Linked DNA regions of Homo sapiens: region 2 is linked to region 1. A link is a loop called in an ENCODE intact Hi-C map of the cell type or tissue named here. Cell type or tissue: heart left ventricle. All regions are shown on one strand. Each heading gives the region's core, and the rest is flanking DNA. Links, peaks and the distances in the headings are about the cores only.

Region 1 (8,351 bases), core at 215-8,214:
GGAAAATTTAAAACCAAGAAAATTATACACCTTGGTTTTAACTCACTGCCATAGCTGAAATAGCCAGTTTGAATATTCATTGATTTCATTTTCCATACTTTGAAATGATTTGCCATGTATTGGTGGACATCAGAGAAAGGGTAATGAAAACAAGTCATGGAAAGGTATAAGATATCCCTTTATGCTGTTCTGATAAGTAATTTTGAAGCATCCACACATTTTGTTATGTTCTATTTTGATATATTAAATATTATAACATGACCAGTAGGAATTTTGCTTGATTTATAACTAATATTTTCTTAAGTGCTTTTAGTTTTGTTGCTTCTGTATCCAAAGTTTGTTTCAATCCTGCTGCATGAGTTTTATTCCTGAGGGCCACTTTCTGAAAGCAGAATATCTAATTCGGGAACTCAATCCCATGGAGGTTAACTGTCCTACAAACTCAGGACACTAAGGGGAACCTCAAACGGAAAGTGCTTATGCCAGAGGTGGGAATTCATGAGATATAGCAAACATTTATAAATACTTAAATAGAAATCACTGCCATGTCCAGCCTTAAGCCTCTGCTTAATCAAAATTCTATCACATAGCAGTGGGTTGCTTTTTCTAGCTGTGATAACCAGAACAATTTTCCCATGCTACCAAGTTAAAGAGAAGAGAGCTTAAAAATACATATATAGGTCAGGTAATGTAACCAAGAGGTAGCCCCTGGTAGGGGAAAGGAAGTGTTGTGGACTTCGGTCTGATCTGGAATCCATGTGATTCCAACAAAGGCTTTTACCTCTTTCCTGGAAATAAGTGTGATTGTTGGAAAAGAGGAAGAACAGACTGAGCCCCATCAGCAGAACAACAGAGCTCTCACTCCTTGCTTAGTTTCTTCAAGGATCAAGACCAGTTTTACCATGTGATAAATGAATGCAGACCTTCCTACTGAGGTAATAAAGAGGTCATTACTTCATAAAGTATGATGATTTACAAAGTGTGGTAATGTCCTAACAAAACCTAAGCAATGTTTCACTCTGATTAGAGTGCTTTGAATGTGAATAAAGGACATGTGAAGACTGATACATGATTTAATCAGTTACAAAGACCACAATTCGTATGTTAAATTCATGTCTTTTAATTTGATGTCTACAATTATTTGTTCATAAGACCACAGGTGATTTACCGAAAAGAGCTATGCTTGTTGAAAACTACTTTGCTTAGAAATATGCCCTGTGCTCCCATTTCAAATATTGCATCAGTGGAAAAGAAAGAAAACATTTCATTGAAAATTCCCTTGTGTTTTCTGCTCCACTGATACCATGATTTATTTTCTTCACGAAGAACAAGGAGTCACCAAAATTTCAAAAATATTTTCCATGATACCAGGGCTAATTTTTCCAAGGCTTTTATCTTGAATAAGCCAAGCAACTTCCAAATGCATTTTTATGTCATTTGGGAGTATTTTTCTCTGTTTTTCATTACTACATCTTTTCAGTTTTTGCCAACCCGATTGTGAAATGATAAAAGAAAAATCTAGCTACTGCGAAATCAATTAATGACTGCCACTATTAGTCAAGCAGGTAGGATTTGGATTAGTTTAGGTTATAGAATGCCTTCTCGTATTGTGTTAATCATGTGTAAACAAGGCACTCGTATTTAGAACAAACATTCAAGTCTATTTGTTATAAACTTTTGAGAATTCTAACTCTATCTGATTCTTCTTCCCCCATTCTCCTCCCACTGTCTGGAGGTGACTGATAATATTGTCTACAAACCGTTTTCAAGATCTTTAAATAATAAAATTGTAATATACTGCTTTTCTGTTTGAGCAGAAATGCTTCTGTGATTAACGATGTTTTGGTAGTAGGGAAAAATAACAGCCCTGTAACTAGTTCTGTCTTATGTAATCTATCTGAGGTTATATAGTCAGAGAGTTTTAGATAATACACAATATTTAAATGATATCTTCTCCCTAATTTGTACTGATCAAGAGGAAAGTTGTATCCAATTCCATGTTTGCTTGAAGAATGCACCTATGTAGAGGTACAGAGCAATTTTTCATATGTCTAACTTCCTGCTTGGGGTCAATGGTAGATTTATTTTTAGCTCAAATGACTTGGAAGTTATATGTAAAAAAAGTGTTATCATTTCATATACACATCAGCTCATTGATACCTGTGCACATATGAGTTAGGAACAATTTGTATTTTGACTTGATTTGCTTTGCCTTTCTATATGCTAAATAAATGAAAGAAGAAAGAGATAAACTGTGGCCCTAAGTGTATGTAAACTTCAACTCATTCCAAATTAGAAAAATTTTATTCAGTTATTTTCTCAAAAGTCTTATGACAAAGCAAATGGCCCTAGACAGTTCTGCTGATGATGGGAAGACAGCAAAGAGAAGAAAACAGATATGAAAGAATTTTTCACATCACTCAGGAAAGGTTATCTTTCCTATTCCTCAACTCTCTCAATATCCTTCTAGTAGTGGCACCCAAAATAACAAGATGATAAGCCAGGCCCAGCAATGAGCCCAGGGAGTTCTTAGGAATTAAGACCTCTTGGGCAATGGACTCCAATAGGAAGAGTCAGAGACAGTCCCATTGGACTGAAGGCTGCCTCTTCCTATCAGCTCTGAATGCTACTCACATCATGGTCACTACCACCCTCCTTTGAGAAAATATTTTGTTAATTTTCAAATTGTTTTGCTGACTACTAAAGGAATACCCCAAAAGGTTAAAAAGGATGTGAATGGATAATTAAGTAATTAACAAGAAAAGAAATCCAAGTGGCTACAGAATTTTTGAAAAGCCACTGAAGTCTAGTTTTAAACTGACAAGAACAGATCCTAGCCCAAAGGCTGAGAAGCAATTAGGATCTGGGTTTAAAATGGCCAGATAACATTAGACATTTTTCTCATCTCCCAGAAATCACCCAAATGCAACAGAGGTACAAGACCCAGACACACAAACTCCAGTTTTGATTAAACTAACAGACTTTTGAAACTCAGAACCACAAAATAGAAGGAAAGGCTGCCCAAAGTTATAATAGGCAACAGGGAAGTGGGAAAGATATGGAACATGCGTGTAGCTGCAGATCTCAGAGAAAGCAGAGCCCAATTCTCCTTCCAGTGGCACAGCCTGAGGAGAACAACTTGCTTGACACAGTGGGAAAGCAGTGTATGAGTTGGTTCACTGTGCCTCCCTGGATTATTATTTTTTTTGGTAGGCAATCTAAAAAATATGACAGTGTGACAAAACAGGGATTTATAAAGAAAAGCCATTTTGGAGGAAGCAGTTTGTGAGACCGTAAGAGAAGGAGAATGTACTGCATTATGAGTAATTCTGCAGGGCAGTTCTCAGTTCACTGAGAGAACTAATGGCTAAAAATATTCACTCATACACACATCACATGTCATTAAAAAATTTTTTTTGTATGCAATAGAGCCACAGCCACATGCCTATATAAATCTGAATTAAATAGCCCACTAAGAATTTACCTCATTTGTATGTGAGTAATCATCAAAAGGAAACTATCACATGACATCAGAATTTCTCAGAAGTGGGAATGGGGTGAGAAAGAAATAAGAAAAAACAGACACTTCACCAAAGAAGATATGTAGATAGAAAATAGCATATAAAAAGATGCTCAACACCATGTGCTATTAGGTAATTGCAGCATGAAAAAACAATGAAGGATTATCGTACACAGAATGGCCAAAATTCAAAACGCTTACAACACCAACTGCTGGTGAAGATGTGGAGGACTGGAAACCTCATTCACTGCTAGTAGACATGCAAAATGCCACAGACACTGTGGAAGACAGTTGGACAGTTTACTACAAAACTAAACAATGTTACCATATGATCCAGGAATTGCAATTATTGATATTTACCTAAACGAGTTGAAAGTTTATGTTCATAAGAAAATTTGTTCGCAGGAGTTCATAGCAGTTTTATTCATTATTGCTAAAACTTGAAAGCAACCAAGATATTCTTCAGTAGGTGAATGGATAAATAAACTGTTGTATATCCAGGCAATGAAATACTATTCAGCACTAAAAAGACGTAAGGAGTGACATCAGTAAGATGGTGGGCTATGAAGCTACAGGCTCTCTCTTCCCCACAGAGAAACTGAGTTAACAAAAATATATGAACCAGAATACCGCTGTGAGAACTACAGAGACCGGTTAAGATGCTACAACACCCAGCCATTGTAAAAGCAAGACAGGATTCCAGTGAAAAAAACAGAAAAATCTTCAGCATTTGTGCCCCTTCCCCTATGCAGCATAGTAGAGAGCTACTAGGAGAAAACTTTCCATATCAGGATCCCTCCCTCAGGACACATGTAAAAGGTGGATCATACATCCAACTTTCTGGCTCATCTGGGGGCTGCTTGAGGGACTAGTTTCTGTCTTGCCTAATCCAGAGCATTGATGATGGGATCAGTGCCAGGGTTTGAAAGCAGATGAAAAGAGATGAGCCCATATTAAAGCTGCAGTTCCACAGTTATCAGAAGGAGCAAAAGGTCAGAAAAGGTTTGAGAAGTCCTGGAACCTCCAGCAGGGCCAAATGGGTGAAGGTCTTCCCCTTTACAAAGCCAGCATACAAAAAATATCAGTGGTGGTTGTTTTTCCAAATGCCTAAATCCCAGCAAAAGAAATAATAAGGTATAATGGACAGATGTTTGTGTTTCCTCCAAAAGTTGTATGTTAAAATTGAATCCTCAATGTGATGGTATTTAGAGATGGGGTCATTGAGGGGTAACTAGGTCATAAAGGTGAAGCCATCATGAGTAGGATACCCTTATAAGAAGAAGCCAGAGAACTAATTCGCCTTCTGCTGGTCATCTGAGGTTATATGGCTGTCTGCAACTTAGAAGAAGGACCTTGCCAGAGTCTGATCATGCTGTCACCATGATATTGAACTTCCAGCCTCCAGAACTGTGAGAAATATGTTTATGTTCTTGATAAGTAACCCAGTTTATGATATTTTGTTATAGCAGCCTGAAATAAAACACAAGGCATATAAAGAAGCAAAAAACACATGGCCCACTCAATGGAACAAAATAAAATTCAAGAAACCAACCTCAAAAAACGTATAAATCTATCACCTGCCTGATAAAGAATTTAAAATAACTATCATAAAAAATACTCAGTGGGCTAAAAGAGAACACAGTCAGAAAACTAAGCAAAGTCGGGAAAACAATGCCTGAACAAAATAAGAGCATCAACAGAGACAGAAATTATAAAGAACCAAATAGAAATTCTGTAACCGGAAAATACAATAACTAAACTAGAAATTTTACTGGAATGGCTCAACAGCAGACTTGATAAGGCAGATGAAAAAATCAGCAAACATGAAAAGAGGTCATTTGAAATCATTGAGTCAGAGGAGCAAACAGAAAAAAGAATGGAGAAAAGTGAAGATCGCTTAAGCGACTGTTGAGACACTATTAAGGGTATCAACATACACATTATGGGAAACTCTGAAGGAGTAGAGAGAAAGAGGAAGAGAGCCTATTTAAACAAATAATGTTTGAAAACTTTCCATATCTGAGGAAAGAAATGGACATACAGACTCATGAAGCTTAAAAACTACAGCTAGGATAAATCCAAAGAGAACCACACTGAGAAACATTATAAGCAAACTATGCAAAGTCAAAGACAAAGAGAAAATCTTGTTTTTGAAAAGCAGAAAGAGAAAAGTGATTCATCTCATGTAAAGGGATTTCCATTTGCTTATCAGTGGATTCCTCAGCAGAAACTTTGTAGAATGGAAGAGAATGGGGTGATATATTCAAAGTATAGAAAGAAAAAAAAACCTGTCAACCAAGGGTATTATATCTAGCAAAACTATCTTTTAAAATGTAAAAAACTAATACTTTCTCAGGTAAAATGTGAGAGTTCTTTACTACTAGACCTGCTCTACAGAAAATGCTAAATAGAATCCTTCAAGTTCAAATGAAAGAATAGTAGATATCTACATGAAGCCATACAAAAATACAAGGTTCTCTGGCAAAGGTAAATACATGGAAAAATATAGAAACCTGTACTATTGTAATTTTTGGTACACAGAACTTAACAAAATACAAAAAACCCTATAAATCCATGTTGATGGGTCTATTATATTTAGAGATGTAATTTGTGACATCAGTGACATAAAATGGGAGATTAGAACTGTAAAGAAGTAGAGTTTTAATATGTGATTGAAGTTATTAGTTTTAAATAGAATGCTGTAACTTTAAGATATTTTATATATTTTCAATGGTAGTCACAAAGAAAATATCCATAGAGTATACATAAATAGAAATAGAAAGGGAATCAAAGGATATCACTAAAAAAATCAACAAAACATGAAGGAAGGAAGGAAGAGAAAAAGATGGACAAGAAAGCTACAAGATAAAACAATAAACAAAATGGCAATAAATAATCCTTATGGGTACTTTAAATGTAAATGGATGAAATTTCCCAATCAAAAGACATAGGTTGGTTGAATGAATTTGTTTTTTAAAAAGGATCCAACTATGTACTGTCAAAAAGAGACCCACTTTAGATCTGAGGACACACATGGGTTGAAAGTATAAGAATGGAAAAAGATGTTCTATGTAAATGATAACCAAAAGAGAGCAGGAGTGGCTACACTAACCCAGACAAAACAGACTTTAAATCAAAACCTGGTGCAAGAGACAAATAAGGTCATTATATAATGATTAAAAAGGTCAATTTACCAAGAAAATACAATAGTTATAAATATTTATGCACCAAATCTCAAAGCTCTAAAATATATGAATGAAACTTTGACACAATTGAAGGGAGAAATGGACTGAAGCACAATAATACTAAGAGATTTCAGTACTCCACTTTCAATAGTGGCTACAACAACCCCAGTGAGGATTAATAAGGAAATAAAGGACTTGAAAAAGTCTACAGACTAACTAAACCTAACAACATATACAGAATAGTCCACCCAACAGCAGAAGAATATACATTTTTCTCAAATGAACATGGAACATTCCATCAAGCTATGAAAAGACATGGAAGAATCTTAAATGCATATTAGTAAATAAAATAAGCCAATCTGAAAAGTCTATATACTATATAATTTCAACTATATGACATTCTAAATAAGGAAAACTATAGAGACAGTAAAAATATTAATGGTTGCCAGTGGTTAGGTGGGAGGGATGAATAGGCAAAGCACAGAGAAATTTTAGGACACTGAAACTATTCCATATAATACTATAATATGATACAGAACACAGCACACATGCCATTATGCTTGTCGAAACCCACAGAATGTACAACACCCAAGAGTGAACTCATGAAATGTATAATACCAAGAATGTAAATTATGGACTTTGGGTGATAATGATGTGCCAGTGTAGGTACATCAGTTGTAAAAAATGCACCATGCTGATGTGAAATGTTGATAGTGGGGGAGGCCATGTGTATGTGGGGGCAGGGAAATATGGGAACTCTGTACTTTTTGCTCAATTTCTCTGTGAATCTAAAACTGCTCTAAAAATTAAAGTCTATAAAAACTGATGTATTCCTATATAACAACATAAAAAGATGTCCAAGGAATTTTGGTTAATATAAAATAAATTGTAGAGCAATATGCTCAGTATTATGTTTTTATAAAATTATTGTATAAATGTATATATATGTGTATATCATGTATATATGTATATATATATACACATAAATAGTTTGGAAATATAAACTGTATTTTTCTTGCTAGTAAGCAGAGATCAGGAGAATGAGTGGGGAGATGTCTTTTATTTCATACATTTCTATGCTGTTTCAAGTTTACAGAATATTTATCACTATTGCAATTATAAATGCATATCTGGTAAAATTGAGTAACATGCTCAATATAAGCAACTGGAAAACACAGAAAAGTATAAGTAAAAATTATTCTTCTCTTCCACCCTGAAATAACCACTTTAACTACTCTGGCATATTTCTTCCCAATGTTTTGTCTAATATATCCATTTGTGTGTATTTGTGTGCATGTAAATATATTGAGGACATGCTGTACATAAAATTGTATTCATGCTTTTTCACTTAATGCTGTGAATATATCCTCAAAGATATTACTTAATACTATTTCATCTTGTTAATGTACATTAATTTAATCATTCCAATACAATTAGGCAGTTAAGGTGTTTTGTGTATTTTCTATTATAACTATTTCTTTAGGATAAATTTCTAGTAGAGGAATACTGGAACAAATAATTTGATCACTTTTAAGGCTGTTTTATTTTGCCAAGTTGCTTCCCAGAAAAATTGTGTCAATTTATACTTTATGAGCATTGCATGAAAATTTCCATCTCCACATATTCCTTAACAAAGTCTTAAACAT
Region 2 (8,351 bases), core at 53-8,052, 510 kb before region 1:
ATTAGCAAAATATGTTAACAATTTGGTGTATTTTCACACTTTTTTTCCTACAGATATAAATATACTCATGCATATGTATATAATACATTAGAATCTAGGTGTATATATGTATTAAATATACTGGACATATTATGTTACATTATGAAAATTTTCCTTGTCAATAATTATACTTCGTAAACAGACTTTTTTTTTTTTTTGAGACGAATTCTCGCTCTGTCACTAGGCTGTAGTGCAGTGGTGCGATCTTGGCTCACGGCAACCTCCAACTCCCTGGTTCAAGTGATTCTCCTGCCTCAGCCTCCCGAGTAACTGGGACTACAGGCATACACCACCACACCCAGCCAATTTTTGTATTTTTAGTAGCGACGGGGTTTCACCATGTTGGCCAGGATGGTCTCCATCTCTTGACCTCGTGATCTGCCTGCCTCGGCCTCCCAAAGTGCTGGGCCACCACGCCCGGTCGTAAACACACTTTTAAATAACTGCCTAGTACTACGTTCCTTGTGTGATTTATGACATTTTATCATTTCTCTGTGATTGAACATTTAGATTTTGTGCTATTAGATATAATACTCTAACAAACATCCTGTATATGTGTCTTTGTGTCTCTGGTTATTTCCTTCAGATAAATTCCTAGGGGTAGAAATACTGGTTTAAAGGGGTGTGAAAATAATTTTAAAAGTGCTTGGTATATAATACCAAGTTCATTCATTCAGTCAAAAAATATTTTCTAAGCACCAGAATTGAATCACACCCTTGGGATACAACAAGGAATAAGACAGTCCCTGTTCTTAACTCACAGCCCAGTTGGGAGGACAGAAACATATATGGGGAAGCTCAAGCCTGTTCTCTCCAGAAAGCTCATATGAATTCATATGTCACCAACATTGTCAATACATGCAAGTGGTTTTGGAATGTGTATGTTTGTTCTTTTGAAATCTACTGATTTCATCATGGAATACTTTTCTGAAAAGAAAAATATTTTTATTTTGGTTATTGCATTTAATGAATCACATACGTAATGGTTTTTGACATTATTGATCCAAAAAACCTAATTCATTTCGATATCCTTATTTCTGTAACAAGGAATTTGTCTACCTTTGTACCATATTCTCATTTCCATAGTTTTATGGGGGCTTCCTTAACTGCCCTCTCCTAGTGTCTTGATACTTTCTGCCACTCACAAATAGAACACTACTCTGACACTTGCAACAGTTAATTAAGAACTCAACTCATATTGTTTAAAACTATCTTACCACTATTTTGTTCTTTATCAAAGGCAGAAAAGACACTAATTTTATGCGTATTCTTTATCAGTGTGGATAAGTCATGTAAGAATGGAATCTAAATACCTATAGTAAGTGAAAACTCATGGTAATCCTGTTACATTTAATTTTACAGATTCTCCAGCATCTGCTATGTACTTCCTTAATATTTAGGACAGGAAGAGCAGATTTTCCAGTTTTCAGGACAATAGGCTGAGTGGCTACATCTCTATATATGTATAACTACTATACTAAATATCTGGCTATTAAAGACAGTTGTTTATTATCAGAATATGCTAATGACATTTAGGAGGGGAAAAAACTCATTTTTAGTATATTCTGAGAGTTGGGAAGGCAAATGTGCCTTTCACGGAGCACTGAGCTGCTCCGTGAACACACAGTCTTCAGGAATATATCCAGAGCACACAGTCTTCAGGAATAATTATTCTATTCACTGCTCAATAGGTTTCTCACATGTGAAGGCTGCCAGGCTCCTCTGGCTTCTAATTTAGGAGCTAAAGAGATTTCCTTACTGGGCCCAAAAATTATCTTTAAGCAAATGTATGACCTTATTCACTCAAAAATGGTCACAGATGGACACTGTATTGTGGCAAGATGAATGATGTGACTGAGCTGTTTTCCAGAGTGTGCTTTTTCAGGATAATACACCTAGTATTTTTCTGGTCCACTAGTTTCTCAAGACTCTTTATGACTGAGTGTATGAGGTATGATATTCATTTTTTTTTTTTTTTTTGAGATGGAGTCTCACTCTGTCACCCAGGCTGAAGTGCAGTGGCGCGATTTTGGCTCACTGCAACCTCCGCCTTCCGGGTTCACGCCATTCTTCTGCCTCAGCCTTTCAAGTAGCTGGAACTACAGGCACACACTGCCACGCACGGCTATTTTTTTTTTTTTTTGTATTTTTAGTAGAGACAGGGTTTCACCGTGTAGCCCAGGCTGGTCTCGAACTCCTGAGCTCAGGCAATCCACCTGCCTCAGCCTTCCAAAGCGCTAGGATATTCATTCTTAAGTGAGCAGGCAAACTATTCCTAATAAATAATGAGAGAGGGTGTAATATCTACTGCTGTACAGTTGTGGTTTTATCTATTTGCATCTCACTTCATCTTGATGAAATGCAGAACTTTATCACATGAAATAAGTGAAGGAGACTGCATATGACACCATGGAAATTCTGGAGGTTTGTACTTTTAAGATCAGTTTTTATTGAGGTAGGGATTTCAGTTTGATTGTTACGTTGATCCCTGGTTTAATATATCCTTACATTTTATATTTAAGTTTATATTTGATAAAAGAGTATCTTGGTATTGGTCATCTTTCAGGAGTTAATTTTTCAGTCTGTATTATGCTGCCAAGATCTATCTATATTTTTGTATGCAGTGGTGCACCCTTTTTTAGGACTGTATAACATTCCATAGTGAGAATGTACCTAAATTTATTTCTGCATTTTCTCAAATAGACATTTGGGTTATTTTCAGATTTTCGTTATGAATGCTACTGTGATAAACATTCTTGTACATGTTATCTGCTCTACATGTACAAAATTTCCTCTAGTTTTCACAGAGGAATGGCATTTCACAGAGGAATGGCACAGAGGAATGTATATATACAGATATAGAGTATCTGAATGTTATAAGATAATGCAATAATGCCTTCCAAAGTAGTTGTACCAGTTTACATTCCTACCAGCAATATTTAAGAAATCTGGTTCATCCATATTCTCTTGAAACACTGGCTACTATCCGACTTAAAAATTTTTGCCAATTATGTGAGTTTATAATTGATGTGCATTTCCCTGATCACTAATGAGGTCAAATATTTATTCAAATACTTATGTCTAATATATTCCACCCCCCCTTTAAAAAAAAAGCCTATTCATGTCTTTTGCCCAGTTTTTTTTGAATTGTCTGAGTTTTTCTTGTTATTATAGAAGTTCTTTATATATTCTTGATTCTAATCTTTTGGTGGTTATACAGATGGGAGCTATCCTCTCCCAGTTTGTAGCTTTTTTCCACTTTTTATAAGGTGACTTTTGATGGTCGTATGTCCTTGTTTTTAAAAGAGTCAAATTTACTAATACTGTATCTTGTTTTATAATGGGTACTTTTGTGTCTTTAAAAAATACTTTTTTATCAGATTCAGAAAGAAGTCCTTAAAACATATTTTCCACTAAACATTTTAAAGATATGCTTCTGATATTTTAAGTCCTTAATCCATCTGGAGTTAATTTTTGTGTAATGTAAAATGGAGGTTCAGTTTTCATTTTTATTCACATAAACTCACCATCTCTGTCATATATTAAAGTTATGCATATGTGTGGGATTTTTTTTTTTCTGGGCCCTCTTCTACTCCATAGGTCAATATGTCTCTCCCTGTCCAGAGTTAGATTGTCTTAGCCTTGTAAGAAATGCTGATATCTGATAGGGTGCAGGTCCCCTCCTTGCTTTTCGTTTTCAAAAGTATCTTGGCTGTTTTACCATGTGAATTTTAAAATCACCTTCTCAAGTTCCATGAACGACCCATGTACGATTTTGACTAGAATTGTACTTAATTTTGGCCGGATGCAGTGGCTCACGCCTGTAATCCTAGCACTTTGGGAGGCCGAGGCGGGCGGATCACAAGGTCAGGAGATCAAGACCATCCTGGCTAACACGGTGAAACCCTGTCTCTACTAAAACTACAAAAAATTAGCTGGGTGTGGTGGTGGGTGCCTGTAGTCCCAGCTACTTGGTAGGCTGAGGCAGGAGAATGGCATGAACCCGGGAGGCGGAGCTTGCAGTGAGCCGAGATCGCGCCACTGCACTCCAGCCTGGGCGACAGAGCGAGACTCTGTCTCAGAAAAAAAAAAAAAAATTAAATCGGGTCGGGTTAAGGATGTTCCCTTCTCTATACTTAATTTACTAAAGTTTATATCAGGGATTTATATAAAATTTTATTAAATGCTTTTATGAATCTATTTATATGACATCCTTTTTCTCCTTTAAACTTTTAATGTGTTAAAATTAAAACTAAAACTAAAAAAATGCTTTTAAGATATATACAAAATATATGATATATATATAGAAAAATAAGCCAATTATTATTATTCATGATAGCAGTTAATGCAGGTGGGTTGAAGAGAAACACTTGATAGGTGTAAATTTTTAATGTTCTAGTTCTTGTGTCAGGTGGTGGGTTCATGAGGGTGTATCGTATTATCTAAAACATACAAATACATGCATAAAATATAAATGATTAAATATAAAGGCAGGCCATGCATGGACCATTAAGGAGAGATAAATGTATGTGTTACGAGCCAGGCTCAATGGCTCATCTTCGTAATCCCAGTGCTTTGGGAGGCTGTGGCAGGAGGATTGCTTGAGGACGGGAGTCTGAGACAAGGCTAGGCAAACAAAGCGAGACCTCGTCTCTACCAGAAATAAAAAAAAATAACCAGGTGTGGTGGCGTGTGCCTGTGGTCCCAGCTACTTGGGAGGCTGAGGCAGGAGGATTCTTTGAGCCCAGGAGTTTGAGGCTGCAGTGAGCTATGATTGGGTCACTGTATTCTAGCCTGGATGACCAAGTGAGACCCTGGCTCTTAAACAAAAAGCATATGTGTTACGAACTAAGGATTATGATTAATCTAACTTTGTAGTTAAAAAAGGAAATTTGATATTTGCTTTTATGAGACTGTGTTGCGTTTACTCCTAGGTTAGTAAAAAGAGAATTTTAAAAAATGTCCGTATTTGTTCTTCATTGTTATTCTTAAAGTTTCTCTTTTTCAGAAACCTTTTGGGCAGTTTTTGGTTGTGAGACTTGATGTCATGACTGACATATGCGTTAGAGTCCATACGTTCTAGGACTGACAAGTTCCGTGATTATCCTGTGGTCTCAGTTGTTTGATCTTAAAATTACCAGATGATTAATGGCCCTCATTTTAGATTGACACTTTGTGCGGAATGTTCTGTAGAAGGCCTGACCATTTCTTCTGGTTTTTTAGGCCACATAGTTCTGTATTGAGCATGCCATGAGTTTCCATCCTACCCCATCTCATCCATCTGATTCCATCATGTAGTGGTTTTGTATGAGGCTTCTAGCTTGTTGGGAGGACACTTGGAACAGATTACAGTGATTATGAACATTTGGAATGAAACAGACTTAGATTCTAATTTTGGCTCTTCTCCTTACCAGCTATGTGGTCTTCAGAAATTTTAATAACTACCGTGAGTTATCTGAAAAATCTGTGTGATATTACCTCTGAGGTTGTTGTGTTAAAGTGTATCTTTATTACTATTATTATTATATCGCCATCAAATATAATTAATTTTTGCATTTCCAAGTATACTGGATGCACTTTCAAGCCACTGATCTGATTTTCCCTTGAGTGTACTCAAGGTGCCAATTGCTTTAATTCCTAAGTGTTATAAAGAACCGCAGTGCCAAAATATTCTTACCTCTTAGTTCTCAACCACTGACTCTTCTATCTTGTCTGTACTATTCCTGGAGAGAAGGGAGAGACAGTCAATAGTGTTGCTCACAGCCAAGCCCTTTCTAAGCATAGCTGACAGATGTAGGTGTTTGGGCTGATCACAATGTTGAGGACGACAGTAATCACAGCAATCGCCTCTTCATGGAGCACTGCTAAGGCAGCCGCTGTGCTGAATGCCCTACCCTCAGCATCTTGCTGGATTCTCACCGAATTCCCTAAAGCAGATCTTCATCTTGACGCCTTCATCTTGACACAGGGAAGCTGAGCTTGGACAGATTCAGCAACTAGCCCAGTGTCATACAATTAGTAATTGGCAAAATCAGGAGGTAGTCGCTAGTCTCCTTGACTCCAAAACCCACAGTCATAACCGCTGCTTATGCAAATGCTATTCCCCCAGGTCTTTATCTCTTCCTATATTTTCTGGATGCAGGAAAGTTTGTGGAACCTGTATCTGGTGAGACCTGGTGGGTAGGTGACTCTAGTTGGATTCTCTGTGCTCTTTGGGAAGGCTAGCTCCCTGCTGAGGCAACAGGTTCTGGAAACTTTGGGGGCTATTTGGTTATTTTGCACTGAAAATTAAATCTAAAATGATTTAATGATGAGAATGGTAACTTTGAGAGATTTTTGCATTATTCACTTTGGAGCAGGAATATTTAGATACGTGGGCTTCATGACTGTATTTTGGGTTTTTAAGTCAGAAAACTAGGAAGGTTTATAAAAACCTTTGGAAAATATCTGTTGCATGCTAAACTAAAGTGAGAGCTTAATAAAAATATGCATTAATGCAGGACTCCACTGCCCTCAGACTAAGCACAAGAGATCTCTGTTGAACCTTGGGAAAAATAAACTTACTCCCTTGGCATTTATGAGGGTGGCACTAAAATTTGGTGGTTGCGCCCAGGAGTGGGGTAGTAGCATAGAATGAAAACAGTCTGCAGGAGCCTTCAGGTTTTTTAAAATATAACCAAATTAAACATTAACATAGTCTTCATATAATTAGTCTCTGATTCCCTCATTCCACACAGTTGGTTTTCTTTTTAAAAAAAATCAACATAAAAAGATAGTTTACTTTTCTCCTTTTATCAAGTATTTAATTCATCATAATGAACTAAAGGATAAAATAATAAAATTTTCTGTTTAAAATTGTTTGGGAGTGATGGAAAACGTGAAAAAAAATTATTTTCTTCTCTGGAACACCAAAAAATTGACAAATAAATTTTAGGAAGAATTGTTAAATTTTGCCTTTTGCCCTTCTGCTAGTTCCCTACCTTAATCCAGTTAATATAAAATGCTCAAAAAGCGATTATCATTCATCTTTCAACTTGATGAACAAGTATTTTCTTTGCAAATGAAGTATGTCCTGTAAATGATTACACATTAATAAAAACAAGAATCAACCTGATTTGTTTTAACACCTCTATTTCTCTGCAGGAGGTAGCATTTTTCTGTCAGTTTGTCAAGTGTTATTTTTTCAGCCTCCCTCTGGCCTGAGTGGTATATATGTGGTTTGGTTTTGAATTTAGTGAAGAATATGACTGAATTCTAAAATGAAAAATAGTATCATACTTCTCAGATTTTGCTTATAAAAATGTTGCGTAAGTGCTTACGACACCTTTAGAAGTTTGTGACTCTCCAGAATTTCTGTGGCATTCCTAAACACTCAGTATTTACAATGAATGTTAAGTGATTGGTAACATTTGAATGACATGCAGTATAACATGGCAGCCCTATTGGGCTTTCCATTTGGCAGTCTTAGTAAGACAGCAGTTGACCAAAACCTGGCAGCTGTTTCTGCCTATGAAATAAGTAGGGTTCAACATTCCAGGCTGACCTTTCTTCAGTATTCTTTTGGACACCATTAAGAAAATAATATTGAGGCTGCAGTGAGCTATGATCGCACCACTGCACTCCAGCCTGGGCTACAGAGCGAGACTCTGTCTCTAAAAAAAGAAAAAGAAAAAGACAAAAGAGAGAAAATAATCATGAATCTTTTGTTTGCATCTAATATATGGTTCTTTTCATTTATTTTTAATATGTAGGAGTATATTTTTTGCCATTTCTTAAGTGTAGGGATCTTTTGGCAGAATTTGTTTCCTGCATTCCTGTTTCTGTTCACCAAGCAAGATAACCACTATCGGAATAGCTCTGCCTACCCAGACATTGACTGGCACATAGTTGGTGCTCACTAAATAATATTTGAATGAATACATTCTGGACGTTGAATGAAAGGACCTTTTGGGCTCTATGCATATCTGATTCAGTGGTCATATTATTTAGGGGTTTAGAATGACCATTTCACTTGTTATCACCACTATCCATGTAATGTTTTAAAACTTATCCTCACTTGGATAGCTTAAAATTACAGTCTTTAAACATTACCTCCAGATTTAGATAAAAGTAAAATTGTAGTGTTGGCTATAAGCAAGCAGAGAAATATATTAATTTCCAGTTTCCGGGAGGGTTGGAAGAAATACTTTTCCAGAACGAGCATGATTCCACTCTGATATGAGAACTAAATTAAGTGACACTAGTTGTATAAAGCTTTGGCAGTGGGCCTAATATCCCTTGTTGGTTTTATATGCATGCTGCTGGCTTTGCTG

What was found. A loop is a pair of places that touch in the nucleus more often than their neighbours do. Peaks named below come from ENCODE experiments on the same cell type or tissue, not always from the same donor. Only the 100,000 strongest peaks of a DNase experiment are listed, where the experiment ranks them.
Region 2: a loop joins it to region 1, with 3.0 times the contacts of the local background. A loop is called at or near these places in 8 of 110 quality-filtered maps.

The regions. Positions count from the first base shown.
Region 1 is chr15:39,160,263-39,168,613 of GRCh38, reverse strand. All of the region lies in intron 1 of LOC105370777 (a long non-coding RNA gene), which reads left to right. It overlaps LOC124900600 (a long non-coding RNA gene), which reads right to left and starts at 1,012. Exons shown (of 3, transcript XR_932142.3): 1 at 782-1,012. In heart left ventricle, for the core only: no CTCF peak of the experiment used is centred there; no DNase peak of the experiment used is centred there; H3K27ac peaks cover 3,000 bases.
Region 2 is chr15:39,669,841-39,678,191 of GRCh38, reverse strand. The region is part of intron 10 of FSIP1 (fibrous sheath interacting protein 1); the gene reads left to right. Among named protein-coding and RNA genes, the nearest start is that of THBS1-IT1, 88 kb to the right of the region's middle. In heart left ventricle, for the core only: no CTCF peak of the experiment used is centred there; no DNase peak of the experiment used is centred there.